Linked DNA regions of Homo sapiens: all the other regions are linked to region 2. A link is a contact called in ENCODE Hi-C or POLR2A ChIA-PET data. All regions are on one chromosome and are shown on one strand. Each heading gives the region's core, a stretch centred on a gene start or an enhancer-like site at or near the end of the contact. The rest is flanking DNA. Distances are from core to core; before and after follow the strand shown.

The links. Hi-C counts contacts between places; a loop is a spot of excess contacts on that map. ChIA-PET counts read pairs that join two places held with the same protein, here RNA polymerase II (POLR2A). Pooled maps may share reads with other maps.
Region 1: a loop to region 2 is called in a pooled map, with 7 times the contacts of the local background. The contact joins the promoter of MAP3K9 here to the promoter of SLC8A3 in region 2. A Hi-C loop is called at or near these places in 20 of 37 single-sample maps with no recorded cell type and 7 of 50 pooled maps. POLR2A ChIA-PET finds 5 or more read pairs at or near these places in 2 of 52 experiments (activated B cell and activated CD4-positive, alpha-beta T cell).
Region 3: a pooled map shows a loop between it and region 2 (6-fold over the local background). The contact joins the enhancer-like site here to the promoter of SLC8A3 in region 2. A Hi-C loop is called at or near these places in 6 of 37 single-sample maps with no recorded cell type and 4 of 50 pooled maps.

The regions. Positions count from the first base shown.
Region 1 is chr14:70,807,497-70,810,966 of GRCh38, reverse strand. MAP3K9 (mitogen-activated protein kinase kinase kinase 9) reads left to right here and starts at 1,454. Exons shown (of 12, transcript NM_001284230.2): 1 at 1,454-2,201. The coding sequence starts at 1,796. It overlaps MAP3K9-DT (MAP3K9 divergent transcript), which reads right to left and starts at 2,183. Exons shown (of 2, transcript NR_184164.1): 1 at 1,680-2,183. RefSeq lists a silencer at 1,253-1,892 and an enhancer at 2,833-2,892.
Region 2 is chr14:70,187,671-70,191,570 of GRCh38, reverse strand. SLC8A3 (solute carrier family 8 member A3) reads left to right here and starts at 2,620. Exons shown (of 7, transcript NM_182932.3): 1 at 2,620-3,192. It also overlaps the pseudogene LOC646548. RefSeq lists silencers at 2,646-2,975, 3,046-3,185.
Region 3 is chr14:70,884,370-70,888,266 of GRCh38, reverse strand. No RefSeq gene overlaps it. Among named protein-coding and RNA genes, the nearest start is that of PCNX1, 21 kb to the left of the region's middle. RefSeq lists an enhancer at 654-963. Within about 2 kb of position 1,751, at least 12 of the 41 ENCODE cell types and tissues checked have a DNase peak (open chromatin) inside an H3K27ac peak, as active enhancers do.

The DNA.
Region 1 (3,470 bases), core at 205-2,704, 620 kb before region 2:
TAGAAATTTCAGAGGACTAGGTGAGGTGGCTAAGGCCTGTAATCCTAGCACTTTGGGAGGCCGAGGCAGGTGGATGACTTCAGCCCAGAGTTCAAGACGAGCCTGTACTTCCAGCTACTCGGGAGGGTGAGGTGGGAGGATGGCTTGAGCCTAGGATGTTGAGGCTGCAGTGAGCCGAGATTGCGCCACTGCACTCTGGCCTGGACAACAAACTGAGACCCTGGAAGAAAAGAAAAGAAAAGAAAGGAAAAGAAAAGAAAAGAAAAGAAAAGAGAAAAAAAGATCAGAGAACCTTTCTTACTGGAAGTCAACGTTGCCACGACAGGATTAAAGCAAGAAGAAACATTATGGGCCTCCTATCTCGTCCTTAATGTTCAAAACGCAGGGTATAGCAAAGCATATAGGAAGAGGTCGTCCTCACTCGTGAACTCAGCATCGGGTTCTACGTTTATTCTGCTTTGGTTCTTCTTAATCTGACCTCTATAGACTTCGCCACGATCCAAGGTGTAATTCCAACAGGCAAAAGAAGTCTAAGGATTGTCGAAAAGGTGGCTCCCTTCAGACAGACCAAGCCCAATTCATGGCAGCGTTCCCAGCCCCAGTTTGAAGCTCAGTAAGGTGGTCTCTTGCCTTTCTGAATTCTGAAAAAAGAGTGGTATTGGAATCTCTTCTTACCGGAACCCAGGAGAGGGCGAGCTGTGGTGCAGTCCTCATAAAGGGGAGAACTGTAGTTTTCAGAGTTCTAATGAACATCCCAATGGGCCTAAAAGGCTTCAATAAGAGATGAAAGGTTCCGGGTGAGAGTGGGCGTGGGCGAAGCTGATCCCTCTAGGTCGGACTAAGGCAGAGCCAGATCCAAGAGGGAGAATCCAACTGTAAAAGGGATCTGGGGAAGAAAGAGCTCTGTTGGGGGTGCAGCCGGATGAAGAACACCGGTGCTGCTCAGTGCAGCCCCTACCCATCCATGGCAAACAAAGGCAGCTGCCTCCCTTCCAGCCTTTTAGTTTGAATGAAGGCTCAGTATTACCTTTTAGGATCCACCCTTCCCTTCTCACGCACCCAATGAGGCCGGAGCCTCTTCCTGCCGGGAGGTGCTGAACTCTCCCAGGAAACGGACAGGTGCCGCGAGCCAATGGAGGGAGCTGCGGCGGGCCAGTGGGCGGGAAGAGTGGGTCGACCTGGGTTTGAGAATGACAGAGCCCGCAATGGGGGAGGGCACGGTGCGACGGCGGCGCAGGGGGTGAGAGGGACCTGCGAGACGGCCAGCTAGGCTGCCCCAACCACGGCGGAGGAACCGGGGACTGGGCGGCCGCAGCCAATGGGAAGGCAGCGGGCGCGGGGCGGGGCGGGCGTGGGGCGGAGCCCCCTGGGGTCCGCAGGGCTGGGGCGGAGCCAGGCCCGCGTCAGGTGGTCCCGGCGAGCTGGCGGTGCGGGGGGCGGGGCACGGCACGGCGCGGAGAGGAGAGCGGCGGCCGGCTGGCAGCGGCGGGCACCGGCTGCGCGAGCAGGTACCGGCGGCAGAGGTGACGAGGCCGCCCCCGGGGGGGCGAGCGGGCAGGCGGGGACTCGGCCCGCTGCGCCCCTAGGCTGCGCGAAGAGCTCGCGCTCGGCGCTCTTCTCGTACCGCGGTAACAGCGCCGGCGAGCCGGCTCTCCCAGCCCTGCCAGCCCGGGCCCTACCTGCGGCCGCCGTCGTTGGGGGGGGGTCCTCCCAGCTCTGCGGAGGCGCATGAACAATAGGCGGCGGCGGCTCCTGCGGGCGGCGGCGGCCCCGCACCCTATGGATCGGCCGCTCCATGGAGCCCTCCAGAGCGCTTCTCGGCTGCCTAGCGAGCGCCGCCGCTGCCGCCCCGCCGGGGGAGGATGGAGCAGGGGCCGGGGCCGAGGAGGAGGAGGAGGAGGAGGAGGAGGCGGCGGCGGCGGTGGGCCCCGGGGAGCTGGGCTGCGACGCGCCGCTGCCCTACTGGACGGCCGTGTTCGAGTACGAGGCGGCGGGCGAGGACGAGCTGACCCTGCGGCTGGGCGACGTGGTGGAGGTGCTGTCCAAGGACTCGCAGGTGTCCGGCGACGAGGGCTGGTGGACCGGGCAGCTGAACCAGCGGGTGGGCATCTTCCCCAGCAACTACGTGACCCCGCGCAGCGCCTTCTCCAGCCGCTGCCAGCCCGGCGGCGAGGACCCCAGTTGCTACCCGCCCATTCAGTGTAAGGCGAAGGCGGGGCCGGGCGGGGAGGGGGAATGACGGAGGCCTGGGGGGCGGTCGGGGAAGGGGGGAGCACTGCGCGAGGGCTGGGATGAGGGCGGGGGGTGGGGAGGACGATTGACCTGGGTGTGGGTGGCGCGCGCTTAGGCTGCCCGGGCTTTGCTTGCTGGATAAGCTCGAGACGCCTCAGGCCCTGCCCGCACTTCAGACGCTTGGGCTTCTTCACCTTCAGTTGGCCACCTCAGCAGTGGCTCCCGATTTCCACATCCTGAAGTCCCAGTCTGAGAATTTGCCAGTTTCCCAGTCCCTTCTCTTACCCACCCCCCCGCCGCCCCCCATTCCCAATCTGGAAGTGTTTATGGCAAGATGGTGGTTAGTGTCCTAGCCTTAGTCCCCAAATCAGGGACCTTGCCACCACCTCTTCTAACGCCTGTCCCCGCCTCCTAAAGGCATTTGCTTTCAAAGAGATGGGGGTGTCTCCGCAGGGCTGAGCTGGCTCACAAGTCCCGGAAGCATGTGTGAACTCAAGGCTCAGTTGCCTGTAAAATGTCGGGTTGATTTCTTGGATCCTATTTCTTATATCTCAGAAGTTGTACCTTTAGGAGTCTCACTGATTAATGTGCTAAGAGGGATGTGTGTGTTGAGAGTGGGGGTGAGACAAGTGATGATTAGAGAGGAAAAAGTATGTCGTTCCCCCATGGGAGATCAGGATTGCAAGGTACAGTGGCTGAATCCCAGTCCTTTGACAGTGAGGCTGTTTGGGAAATACATTTTCTTCTTTCTTCTCATTCTAGATCCTTGCCTATCTTTGGAACTGGTCAAATCTCAGGGGGACCATGCTCAGGGGTCCCTCCCAGGGCCTTTCTCCCAGTGTCCTGGTTTCCGTCAATTTTCCAGGAGCCCCATATTTCATACCCTATAATGAAATCTTCTTTTTTTTTCAAGGGAGTTAAATTGCCATCACAATCCCTTAATCATACTAGTTTATTTCAGAAAAAAACATGTAAATATCTCTTTAGTGCAGTTTACACTATTTTGTATTTGAGAGTTTCCATAATCTCTTATCTGTTAAAAAGGTATTGTTAATATGTATTAATTACTGTTTATTCCTTATTTTGTATACTTTCATCTTAGTTGATTTTTTAAAACGTCATTAGCAAGGACCAACTTTAAATATTTAAATATTAAGATTTCCTTTGTAACAGTTACGTTTTTGGCTCTGTAAGTTATTTTTTACCCCAGCAATTGTGTTACTTTAATCTTGAGTTTT
Region 2 (3,900 bases), core at 1,371-3,870:
GATGAAAATGTTCTATGTCTTGACTGAGGTTGTTGCTCTACATGTATGTACTTGTATAAAAACTCTTCAAACTATACACTTAAAACAGGTGAGTTTTTAGTAGTAGTAGTGATGTTTGGATACCTGTAACTTTATCTCCATTAGAAATGTCAGATATTTTAATATCATCAGTTAGTTTTTGCAGGTATCTTGAAATATTATTCATGTTCCTCACTACTGGGATAGTTTTGCAGATTCATGTTCCTCACTACTGAGATAGTCATTTAGCCTGTGCACTAGACCTTGCTTTTGATGCCTTCATAAAGCATAGATCAGAAAAAAGGTGAGTTGTTGTATGTAAATTACACCTCAATAAAGTTGATTGATACAAAGAGAAACAAAATCACCAGAAATCCCACCACCAAGAGATAACCACTACCATTTTGGGGTTTTTATGCTGCCAGGGCATTCATCCCCACCCCGCCACCCCCGCACATGCTGTGTTACACTGTGTTCTGGGGTTTTTTTTCTCTCTGTCTACGATATATTATAAAAACCTTTCCACACCAGTACACAGAATGCTGCATCTGTATTTTTACAGTGGTAGAATACAGCATTATGTCAACAAAACATGTTTACTTCACCAATTTGTTGTGTTGGAAAATTAAGATGTTTCCAATTTTTCACTCTTAAAAACACTACCATGAATATCCTTGTAACTAAATATTTGAGCATATCCTTAATGATTGCCATAGAATAAATTTCTTCCAGTAAAATTACTGGGTCACAGGCATTCACGTTTTTAAGGAATTTGATGTATCTTTCAAAATTGCCCTACCTAAAAACTCTATCAATTTAGGTGCCCATTAGCCATCTCTTTGTCTCTACTGTAGACTCTCAATGTGTAGACTCAGCATTGTGACTCTCCACGGGAGCAGACACAAGGTAAGTCCCAGTAACTGACATATCCTGAGATCCCACAACTTTAGAAGCTATTGAAACCTTTCAAAGTCAGTCCCAGCCCTAACTTTAAATGAAATTCAAGACCCATAAAGGTTCAGGGGTCTGAAAGCACTCCTACTGCTCCTACTGAGCACATCCAGGATTCTGACTCCGGACTCAGGCCAGAAACCACCACACAGCTTGCTAACGGAACACTGAGTCAAAGGACCAGCAAAGACCTCCTGCCATCTCAGGCTTAGAGATTCCCTAGTCTCTACACCCCCTTAATCTGTTTGAACCAAGCCTTGCTCCAGAGCAGCCGGGCAAAGGAGCCAGGGATCTCAGGAGTCACACACACTGTTGACGTCTCAGCACAACTCCGGTTGGTTGCATTTTATTTCAATCCTTGGCTCTGCTGCACGTGGCCTTGGGATGGTTATTTAACCTAAGGCTCAATTTCCTCAACAAAAAAATGGAGTTGGTAATTGTACCTAGCTCACAGAGTTTTAGTAGGATGGCATGAGGTAATACAATCAAATTCACTAGCACCACTCCTGGCCCTTAAAAGGTGCTGCTATTTGGTAAGTATTATTATCATTTGTTGGCCCCTCACACTTAGCCTCAGGCAGCAGAGAGGCCTGAAAGAGAACAACTTCCTGCCCTTACATTCTGACTTTTCTGCACTGGTGTCGCTACAGAAGGCCAGCCACCAGGCTCATTTTAGATCTGCCTAATGCCACCGATAAGCTGAGGGCTTGAAACCCCATTCTTAGGAGTGGCTTGCCCACCCCGCATGCCTCTAGGACCAAGCCTGACAAATATAGCAGAAATTACAGGCATCTGATTTAAGGCTACGTGTGTACACTTCGCCTGAGCCAAGCCCCAAGCCCTAGTCCCGCTGCTGCATCAAAGGACCAGCTCTCTTCCAGCCTCCAGGCCCAGAGTAAGCAGCAATTTGGGAGGCAGCCCCCTCTTATTTTTAGCTTTAGAAACCCGAAAAGCCAACATACCAGAGCTCACCCAAGCGTCTCTCACAAACTGTTGTTTGACTTGGGTTGAGAAAATGACAGGCTGGGTTCTGCACCAAGAAGAGAAGAAAAAAAGAGGGGGAAAAAAGGAGTTTTCTTTTCCCTCCGCTGCCAATCTCCATCCCCCTCAACTCCTCCCCTAGGCCTGGGTGGACCCTGCCTGGGTAATAGTTCCCTGCTATATTTAAAAACCACAGATGTGTTTGGTGGAGACTTAATTTCGGAATTGCAGGCAGCGTCTCCTGAGGACAAGGGGAAAGCCGGTGCCGCGCGCCCGCCTGCTGCCTGGAGCTCCCAACTCGGCGGAATCCAGGTCAGGACGCGCCGCCGTTTTGACGTGCTGCCGGCCGGGAGGCGCGGGCGCCAGGCTCCAACGACTAGGGTGGGTGGCCGCGGGGCAGGGGTTGGATCTGAATTCGTCCCTCGGGGGCTCTGGATGCGGGATGCGGGATGCGGGATGCGGGCTCGACTTCCTCGCTGCTGGTCGAGGAGCGTTCTGAGAGTCTCCCCTCCGCGCGCGAGGATAAATATGCGCGGCTTGTCAGTCAGTGCGGCGCTGTCTCCCAGCTGATAGGGTGACGTTCCGTTTGGAGGCTTGGAGATTGGCTTTTTGATTTGGCTTCTTCCGGCAGCTTAATGGGCAAAGCTCTCCGCTCGCCCAGAAACCAGCCTCTCCGCGCGTCCCCTCTGCGCGCGGCGAGGCCGAGACGTCTCCCGCGGTGACAGCGTGCAAGGCGGAGACCCGGCGCGCTCCCAGCCCAGGGAAAGCCCAGGCGACGCGACCGCAAGCCCGAGCCCAGGTCCCTCGGAGCCGCCAGGGCGCGCCGGGCTGCTTGCCTTCCTGCCCCTTCCTGCAGGAATCCCCCGCCGCCCGCGGCCGGGACTCCGGGCCTCTCCCGGGCGTAGATTCCAGTCACCGCTCTGGGTCGGGGTTTCCCTCTTTCTGAAATCCGTGCGGAAGGACCCCTCCCGGGGCCCCTCGCCCTGGCCCCAGACACCCTCCCTCCCAGACCCCGCGCTCCAGATGCGCTGCCCCGCAGCTCCCTGACAGCTGCGAGCCCACGAACCCCGGCGGGAGGGCGGCGGCGGCGGACTGACATGCCCCGGACGCGGCTGCGGCCGGCGGGCAGCCCGCGGGGGCGATGAGCCGCTGCGACCGGTGAGGCGCCGGGCGGCGGGGGCATCGCGTACCTTCCTCACCCCCCTCCCTTGCCCACTCCGCTCGGGAGGCCGAGAGGAAACGGTGAGTAATGGGGTGAGCCTCCTGCCCTTCCCCCTTAGCGGGCAGCCGAGACATGGGAGGTAGAGGTTGGGGGGCTTGGGATGCCCCTAAGAGGATCCCTGATTGTGAGTAACGGGGTTAAGTTATTTCTCAAGATCATTCATATGAACCGCCTTCCTGTGGATTTAGTGCCAGGAGAAGTGGGGTGAGGGTGCCCCGGAAAGTGTACATTGTGTATGCAGTGTTGGGGGGGCAGATCTGGCAGAGTGGGTGTCTACAGGAGGGTGCCGCCGGGTGGGGAGGGGCAGAGAGAGATGCCTGGGCAGGTGGGTACAGTTGGATCGTGAGCATGCTGGGTTGGTAGCGGGTGCTGTTTGGGGAGACTGACTGCTGTGTTGTGTGTGCTGGATGCATGTCGGCATATGTGTGCCACCTGGGCCAGGGCGTGTTGTGCTTCTGGTGCTGTGAGTGTCCGCCGGGTTTGGGGGCTAGCAGGGAAGCGCGTTATCCACTCGGCGCGCGCCCGCGTGCACATACGCACGCACGCGCTCACCCCAATCTCGGGACTCCACCGCCGCGGGTCGGGAGCTGCAGCCCCAGAGCACCCACCGCTGGGGCCAAGGGGGCGAGGGAGAAGGAGGGTTTCTCCAGTGCTGCACTCTCCAGCCCCTGGTGGTCTGCGTGATCCGGGACTCGGTGGAGAGAATCGAAATATATAACTAACCCTCC
Region 3 (3,897 bases), core at 502-3,001, 700 kb before region 2:
CTCCCCAGATTTATATGTTGAAACCTAATTCTCCTCATGATGGTATTTGGAGGTGAGACTTTTGGGAGGCGATGAGATGTAGCCCTCATGTATGGGATTAGCACCCTTTTAAAAGAGATCCCAGAGAGGTCCTTTGTCCCTTCTGCCATGTGAAGACAGCCATCTATGAACCAGGTAACAGGCTCTCACCAGACACAAAATCTGCTGGCACCTTGATTTTGGACTTCCAAGCCACCAGAACTGTGAGAAATACATTTCTGTGGTTTATGAGCCATTCAGTGTATAGTATTTTGTTATAGCAGCCCAGATGAACAACACAACTATGCTTTCCAAACCCAGAATCCACAGGGTATGTGTGCTGCTTCTCTCTCTGCTTTGCTTGGGGAGAAAGGAATATAAAGGACCCCTGGGAATCCCTTCCCCTGGAGGTTTCCAGCTGCCTGCTTTTGACTTTGACTTCTCTTCTCTCACATGCAAGTAAAGAAAACAATACTGGGTTAACATTTTCTAAGCTGTACAACCTTAGGACAGTGCCATTGGAAGGAAAATAGGCTAGAAATCAGAAAAGATGGGCTTGATTCCAAAGATTTCAGTCAGATCTTTGACGTCAAGATATCACAAACCCTCCTTCTTCAAAGTGCAGGCACTGTCTGTTGGCTCACATCATCCGTGAGCACTTAGAGTTCCTTGAGTAAGAAGTACTGCCTTCTATAAACATCTCTGCATCTGGAGACTTATTCCTGGACATTGCTAATGAGTCAGTGAAAAACCCCAAATGATCTATGTATCAATTCCTGTTTTACACTTTCAGTTTATACAATAAATGAGAAAAAGGGCTAAGCTCAATTTGCTGGAAGTTGACAGTCCATTTTTATTTTGAAATCATTGTTGGTAATTTCATACCAAAGGAGAGGCTTACAGCAAGAGAGTAGAAATGAAAGCAGAAATGAGAAAGCTTATATAGTCTCAATTTCGATGACTCTAAAAACATTGATCAATCAACAATGCAGCTCATCCAGGAAAACCAAAACACTTTGTGGTAGGCAGAATTCTAAGCCCCTAAGGTTTCCTGCCTCTGGGATCTGTGAGCCTTCTCCCACTTACTCAATCAAACAGCAACCTAGATTCTGCTGTGAAGGGATTTTGCAGATGTAATTAAGGTCCCAAGATAGGGAGATTGTCTGGGTGGGCTTGATCTAATAGCACGAGCCCTTTAACTCTGAGTCTGGAGGTCAAAGACAGAAAAAAATCAAAGAGGTTTGAAGCATGAGAAGAATTCAACAAAGGGGAGATTCTCTATTGCTGACTATGAAGATAAAAGGACCAAGTGGTAAGAAATGCGGCAGTTTCTAGGAACTGAGAGTGGCCCCCAGCTGACAGCCAGCCAGGAAACAGGGACCTCAGTCCCCCAACCGCAAGAAACTGAATCTGTGACAACCAGAATGAGCTTCCACAAGGCCCTTGAGCTCCAGATAAGAACACTGCCCAGCTGACATCTTGATTTAGCCCTGTGAGGAGATCAGTGGAGTCACACCCTTCCCAGTTCTGGGGGAAAACCTGTAAAGTAATGAATGGGGAGTTGTTTTAAGGGGATAAATTTATGATGATTTAGTATGCAGCATAGAACTAAAATCCACACTTCCTGAATGGTTTTAAAGCCTCTTAGCCTAACCCTAAGACCAAAACCCAACCTCCTTCAAAGAGAAACCTGCCAACCACTGTGAACCAAATCTATCAGACAAGTCTCTTGTGATTCAAATTATAACCCACGGCCCGACAGCATACATGTGGCCTAAGAAATGCAGCATCTCAGGTCCCATCTGGATCTACTGAATCAAAACCTTCATTTTAACAAATCGCCTGGTGACTTATATACACATTAAAGTGTGAGAAGCACCAGTTAGCATTTTAATGCAGAGCTGGAGATCTGGAATCAGCAAAACCCATGTTCCCAAGCTGGCTCTACAGTTTTACTAGCTATGCGGACTTAGACAAGTTACTTAACCTCTCTGAACTTCTATTAATCGGTAAAATGGAGCAGGTAATAGTACTGACTTTATAGAGTTGTGGTGAGGATTAAATGGGACAGTATGTAAAGTGCTTTAGCCCTGCATTTTGGCCTGTCGTTAGCCTGGCAAACAGTAAGGGCTTAATAAATTGTTGCTTATTATTGGATTGGGCAGTAATAGCATCAATTGAATGTAGAGGGAGCAGGTAAACTGTATCAGTTGGAAACTTGCAGGATCACTGTGGCTGGCATCCTCTGATTAAATATGTTGTCACGCAGCTCCTCAGAGACTGCAAAAGGTTGTGACCTTGGTTTTCTACCTAACACAAGGCTGGGTCAGCCATGCCATTCCATCCCAATGCCTGTAACCATCTGTGTATCCCCCGACCCTCTCCCTTGTCGGTATTTAACCTCACTGGGCTTGACCTCACTTAGCTAATGAGATCTGGCCAGAAACCATGGAGATGGTTGTCAGCAACTCGGGGCAGGTGGTATCCCTGAATACCAATGGCAGCTCAATCCACAGAAAAGATGAAGAGATGTGCCAGGGGCAAAACACAGCCTGTTGAACTGTTTTAACAGAAATCTAAGGTTCTTCTTATTTTTGTTGGAGGGAATGATGGCAATGGTGACAATGGTGTTGGCATTACTGAGTATAAGAATGAATGTATAAATCAACAGTGACAAATGAGTAATACATAAGCCAGAGAGCTTTTGTGATCAATTCTGCAGAGGCCCGTTCCCCCTCCTGGTGGTTTCTCTGTTCTTGGCAAAGACTCCTCTCACTTGCTTTATTTCTCAGCCTGAGCCACAGCAATCTCTATAGTTCAATATAAATAATGAGGGTGATATTGATAATAACAATAGCTCTCATTTATTGAGTGCTCCAAGTGCCAGGCACTCTTCATATATTATTTATACTCCTTATAACAACTCTTTGAGGTAGACATTATTATGTTCCTTTTTAGCCAAGGAAACAGAAGCCTCAGAGAGGTTAAGTGGCTTGCCCAAGTTTACACAGCAGATAAGATAGTCTTGGATTCAAACCTGAGTCTGTTTGACTCTGAAACCTGTGCTTTCTTCGCTTTATCTCCGCAATACAGCTGTCATCCTTGACTGGGCTCTTGGCCCTTTGCCTGGACACTGTATCTGGGCCTTCGATACTACTGCCCAGTCAGCTCCTGAGCTGCCTTGCTCCTGTCCTTCCAGGTTTGCACCGCTTTGGCTTCTGTCTTTGCTCAGATGCTCACCTGTCTGGCCCCTGGAAACATATGGCGCTCACCTATTTCTTGTCGGTCCACATGGTTCTGCCCGTGGGTTTTCTAATCTCACTGCTCATAAGCAAGCTTGCTGGGCCTGACTCATGAAGGAGTGGCTTGATGCTCCCAGACTCTGGGTAACTGTCCCTCATTCTAGACCCTCCTGCCTCATAAGTAGAGTCTCCCCTATCATCCAGCCTGGCTCACCATTGCAGAAGAATGTTTCCTGCCTGTGTCAGAGAAACCAGCCACCTGGGTTCTTCTATCTGCTCCTGCTGTGCTCTGTCTTGAATACTCTTCCTTTCTTTCAAAACCACATTCTATTGCTCAGCTCATACCTGACTCAAAACCCAACCTACTGCCCACAGACTAAGATCTCGACCTGGAATTATATCCTATTACTATCTGGCCTCACTGACCCTTTCAAGTTCCAACCTTATTTTCCAGCCAATTGTTTCCCATCCTTTCTCTGTGATTTTCTGCTCGGCCTTTTCTCCTGCTCTTCTCTGCCAGGAATGCTCATTTCCTCTGTGCTAGTTCAGGATCATCCAAGATCTAGCATAAAATCCATCTTCTTTACAAAAAATGGCCCTAACCTTCCCAGCTGGAAATGGTCTCTTCCTTTCATTG